Regions from separate parts of the Mus musculus genome. Here region 1 is linked to region 2. A link is a loop called in an ENCODE intact Hi-C map of the cell type or tissue named here. Cell type or tissue: left cerebral cortex. All regions are shown on one strand. Links, peaks and the distances in the headings refer to the core of each region. The heading gives the core; the rest is flanking DNA.

Region 1 (2,813 bases), core at 239-2,738, 240 kb before region 2:
GGCAGGACTCGTTTCAAGTGATCTCAATTTAGATATGTATGCTGAATAAAGTTTCTCTATCAATGGCCACTTCAAGATATTCCCGTCTCTGGAATATCTTTACTCCAACCGGAAAACTGTTACTATGAGTAATTCTTGCTCATTGTATGAATTCTTTAAATTGAGAGCTTTGTGGCCATCTCTGAGAGATGAAAAATGATGTAGATTATTGGCTGGCACTACTGACCATGAAGTAAAAAATGCATTGAAGGCAGATATGTAGAAGAATAGTCACAAGTATACACTTACCAAAAAGATTTCAATGACTTCTATTCTGAGTTACTTATTCCTTAAAAACAGCCTATTGCTAAACTCTGGTATATTTTTATTTTTTTTCAATAACCACAAATCTGAGCAGCTAATATGTAGACTGGTGACCATGAGAACTCTACAAACCAGGAATTACGGTGTCCATTTTGCATAGAATAGTAAGGTTCTTAGTTCAAGTTTTATGAACTTAGCTAAATGACTTTAAGTGTACATAAGCAGCAGAGCCAGGCTGTTTAGACTTGCATCTACTGGTAGGGTTGCAATTGATGGGTGGACACGTTTTACTAGAAGGAATATAACCCATTTGTAATTTAAAATGCAGAACCCTGGTGGGACCTGAGGGTACTTGGGAGGCTGAGTCAGGAAGATCACAAGGTCAAGATCTGCTGAGGCTACAGAGAAATGCAGAGCCAGTTTATAACCTGGCAACCCTGCCAGCCTCATGTTAAAAAAAAAAATGGAAAGAAGGAAAAGAAAAAGGACAGGAGAGATTAAGGACCCAGTGCATGGGATAGGGCAGAGAAAATGTTTGTTTTAGCCTGTCTAAGGTTTCTTTATATTTTTCGAAGCATATGAGTCATGGTTAAAACTAACGAATGGAGGAGGAGAGCTGGGGAGTGAGCTCTGTAGCTGAGCCCTTGCTGCACAAGCAAGAGGACCTGGCTTTAAGTGTGCCGCGCCGCCTTAAGGGGAAGTGACTATACACTTGCCTTTAAGTGGGAGCTACGCTAACTCAGTGCTGGGGTGAGGGGCAGAGACAGGGGGCACCAATACAATACACACGATATTCTCCTCTGGCCTCAGCATGCTTAAGAGCACACACACACACACACACACACACACACACACACACACACACACACACACACTATAAATATACTAAGGGAGAGCTGGCATCCCCTTTCACCCCCTTCTACTTGGCAATGAGTAGCCAGCTTGGCTTGGCAGTGAGTTGGTTCTATTCAAAGAAACTGGGCTCTCCAGAAAGGCCTGTTCGTTCTCTTGGGAACGTCACGGGCAACATCAGAAACCTCCCCGTTACCCTGTCTCCAGGCACGGCAGACACATCCAGAGTCACCCGGGTCATGCCTGTCTGGTCTCTAGACTGGGGGATCTGATGAAAGAAGCAGGGAGCCAGCATCTGGTAGAGAGGGACAGAAGAGTATGTGGCTGGCACCGGGCTACATCTGCTCTCCCTCTGAAGATTTCTAAAATGTCGATTGTCCCCTGGAGAGTTGTCTCTCCTCTGTCATTAATTACTACGTGGTCGGGAACGTCCACAGACTAGCAGGATCAGTGAGTGATGAAACACATGCAAATAATTAGGAAAGAAGTACAGTCACGTGAAACCTAGAATCCAGTTACAAAATTCACTTCTCCAATGGGAAACACCAAATAAGAGAACACAAATCTCCATGGTATTTTAATTTAAGGGGAAGTGAATCTTGGTTCTTATTTTACCCTCTTTTAAAAAAAAATCTGGCTTCTTTTGCAGAATCTTATGGGGGAGGCTTAATTAAGTTAACATGGTCATAAAATAAAATAGAACAAAAAGCAGTTTATATACTTTTTAAAAATTTCTATGGAAACTCTAATAAATATTAACTGCCACACATTTATGGAGAAGTCCTACGTTCTGTTCCTTGATGCTTAGATAACCTCCTGATTTATTTTTTCACAAGTAGTGTGGATCCTATAGGCTTCTAACATCATGTGTACATGCCTGTACCTTTGCTCTGTGTGCACATTGGCTTAAAAGTAATGCAACTAGGCATGTGGGGATCCCAGGGAAGGAGACAGAAATGTGGCCTGGCTTTAAAGGTTGGCCCCTCCCGTTACTGTGTATGCCCCTTTCTTGTACAGCACTTCCTGGACAAACAGTCTTTCCCAATTGAGACACTGCCCCTTTATCTTCTAGCTAGGTCCAAAACTATGACAGCCAGAATCCATCTGGATGTCAAACAAGAGACTTGGGGTCAAAGGCTTTGAGAGACATTGGTGTAGTTCAGTGATTTATAGTCTTACTTTCCACACAAGGGGAGTCCTTGGGTTTTTGTTTTTTGCTTTTTGTTTGTTTTTGTTTTTCCTTCATGATTTGCATTTCATTCCAGTTAAGCAACTTTCTGCCACATTAAAAACAGAACCTTAAGTGTGGGTAAACGTAGAATGACTGTCAAGACTACTGTGCCTTGTAACAAAGTTAAGTGACAAAATGTAGGTATGCTGGGCTGGTGGCATGTGCATGTGGCATGTGTATGTGGCATGTGCATGTAGCAGGTGCATGTGGTATGTGTGTGCATGTGTATGTGGCATGTGCATGTGGCAGGTTCATGTGGTATGTGTGTGCATGTGTATGTGGCATGTGCATGTGTATGTGCCATGTGTGTGTTTCATATGTATGTGGCATGGTGGATGTGCTTTTAGGAGTGAACTAGAAACTGAGAACTTGTCTGCCAAATGAGCTTGTCATGGTGACTAGAAGAGATACACGGTGTTGCTATTGG
Region 2 (2,813 bases), core at 241-2,740:
CCGGAGGTGGTTCGGGCTGCAGGGGTTGAAGGACTTCCAGACCGAGAGCGGGGCAAGCCATCTGCGAAGCCCGGCGAGTACTGGAGCGCTCGGCCGCCGGGATGAGCACAGCCTCCTCCGCAGGAGCGCGCTCTCCGCCCCTTCCCGCCCGCCGCGCTCTCCAGCCGCCTTCCCCGCCCCCACCGAGCGCAGGTCCCGGAGGACAGCGGCGCGCACTGCCGGAGGACACCGTGGCCACCTCAGCCAGTGGCGCCCGGGCCCGCCGCTTCGTCCCCTCCCCCAACTAAAAATAACCTGCCAGGAGCTCCGGGCGTCCTTCCCGGGCTCATGCAAGGACCGTGGGAGGAACACGGCCCGCCACCCCGCTTGTCCTGCCTCCGGCCGGCTACTTTGGGTAGCAGGTCGAGCTGCACCTTGGGTGAAGCTGGGCGGGGAAACAGCACTACTGCGGCAGAACTGGAGGACTGACTGGCACCTGCTGTCCCTCCCAGCTACAGACCTGAGGCCTAGAGCTGCAGCTCCGGACCCAGCACTCTAAGGTGTTCACAAGGCAACCGCCAGATCTTTCTGTTAAAAGGGGAGGGACTCCCCGCAAGCTACCTGGGCCTTAGCCTGTTGACTCATTCACAGGATTTATTCAGCTCTTATTATTCTCCAACCACCAAGCTAGGAACCTAGGACTGCCGGATTGGGAATGGGGGGTGGGGTGGGGGCAGGGAGGGATAAAACAAAAACAAACAAACAAACAAACAAACAAAAACTCCTAAAATGTGTGCTGGTTAGTTTTATGTCAAGTTGACACATGTTAGAATTATCTGAAACAAGGGAACCTTAACTGAGAAAATGCGAGGGAGAGCCTAGCCCATTGTGGGTGGCACCATCCCTAGGCTGGTGGTCCTGGATTCTATAAGAAAGTAGGCTGTGCAAGCCATGAAGAGCAAGCTAGCAAGCAGCACCCTTCTATGGCCTCTGCATCAGCTCCTGCCCTGCTTGAATTCCTGTCCTAATTTCCTTTGATTAGGAACAGCGAGATAGGGAAATGTAAGCCAATACCCTTTCCTCCCCCGTTGCTTTGATAATGGTGTTTCATCACAGCAAGACACAATTCTAAGAACTTGCCTTCAAGATACGTACACTTAGACTGGGATATAGCTCAGTTGGTAGAACGCTTACCCAGCATGCAGCTCACCCTGCTTTCTGTCCCCAGCGTCATGTCCTTGGAAGTACAAGCTCATAATCCCAGCACTCACTAGGTGCAAGCAGAAGATCAGAAATTCAAAGTCATCCATTGCACAAGCCAACTTGAGCTATATGAGACACCGTTCTCTGTATGTATTTCTCTAGATATTCACAATACCGATATTCACACTGGGGAGCAGACAATAAACATGGGAATCAAAAGATGTTGTAGAATGAGCTATCTGGTAAGAGATGGCCTGTGTTGAGGAGAGAAGGTGCCAGTTGATTTTTAATAAGCTGCTCATGTTGCTCTTGAAATGGCTGCACCAGTGCATTTGGGAGGCAAGCATGCTGGGAGAGGCCTGGAGGAGGGACAAGTGGAGAAGGAAACTGGGTATTTACGCTGGTGTCTCCCTGAGGATTGACTGACACCACCACTCTAAAGCAACATATGTCTTCTTTCCTTGGGTCCTGTCTCCTCTTGACCCATTCCTCCCTTCAGGCCCAGGAATGCTAAACCCCCCTGGTTTCCCACCTTTGCCCACTTCCTTCTATCACCCCTTAGTTTTGCTCAGTCACTTCATCTGTGGCTCAGTAAGCTCAGGGTGTTGTGACAAACCTTTCCTGGGAAGACACAACCCACATGTCTACTTACACTAGGCATGGATCCTGTGGCAGATGAGATACAAGTCCAACTTGGTGAACAATGAGTTTCATTGGGTTACTTAGAGGAACGTGGGTGAGACGTTACTTACAGTCGCAGAAAGGACTCAAAGACAACTGCATCACTAAAGCTCACCCCAGCATGGGTGACAGCTCACAAAGCTGGGAACCTGGAGCTCACAGCACAGCCTGCAGGAAGCTCAACGGGTGAAGAGTACCCTTTCCAGGTGCCTCAGTTGGTCTAAACTTCTTCCAGGCAGCTCTGCTGGCCCTTGCTTCTTCTAGGCAGCTGGTCTGGTCTGATTCTTCTTTGCAGCTCAGCTTGTTGGAGAGTCTTCTTTGTTGCTTGGCTCTGCTCTTCTTAGGGGATACTCAGTGTTTATTGCTTACTCTGTCAGGTCAGGGCCTGGTGAATCTGGTCAGTTTCAGGGACTTCCTGAAGCTACTTTGAGTTGGTTACCTTCCTGCTTAAAGAGCTTCCCTGCAGGATGTAATATTGCAATCTCAGAGGAAACTTTTATGCAATACAATGTTCTTGATTGACACAAAGCCAGTGGATCTATCTCTCTGAATGGCTGCTGGTAAGAGGTCATTGAGGGTGACTAGAGGTAGGCAGGTATTTACCATAGCTAAATCTGTCATCTGTTAATAGTCTGAATTCAGTTTGGGTAGAATTCTGCCACTATAACACAGAGATATAACCCAAAACAGGCTTGAAACACAGTTCTCTGTTTGGGAGCCAGATGACTTACAGTGTATAAACTTTGAAAACTACTTATATGGCATTTGAATGGAGCAAAGCATAGGTCTCATTGCAATACAAATAGGTAACCAACCCAAACTTTATTCTAGTCCTGTTCCCATTGATATGAGAAATCCGGGGACATGAGGAAGCTAGGACATAGACTCAGACAGCCTTTCTCTAGGCCTGCTATAACAGCATGATCAACTTCCTTTCCACCCCTGTTCAG

The links. Peaks named below come from ENCODE experiments on the same cell type or tissue, not always from the same donor. Only the 100,000 strongest peaks of a DNase experiment are listed, where the experiment ranks them.
Region 1: it touches region 2 in a loop (1.9-fold over the local background); 1 of 42 quality-filtered maps calls a loop at or near these places.

Annotation. Positions count from the first base shown.
Region 1 is chr5:66,978,196-66,981,008 of GRCm38, reverse strand. All of the region lies in intron 8 of Limch1 (LIM and calponin homology domains 1), which reads right to left. Among named protein-coding and RNA genes, the nearest start is that of Gm33040, 20 kb to the left of the region's middle. In left cerebral cortex, for the core only: no CTCF peak of the experiment used is centred there; DNase peaks (open chromatin) are centred at 994 and 1,317; H3K27ac peaks cover 866 bases.
Region 2 is chr5:66,743,158-66,745,970 of GRCm38, reverse strand. It overlaps Limch1 (LIM and calponin homology domains 1), which reads right to left and starts at 82. Exons shown (of 26, transcript NM_001001980.3): 1 at 1-82. The coding sequence starts at 61. In left cerebral cortex, for the core only: a CTCF peak has its summit at 1,206; no DNase peak of the experiment used is centred there; H3K4me3 peaks cover 438 bases; H3K27ac peaks cover 409 bases.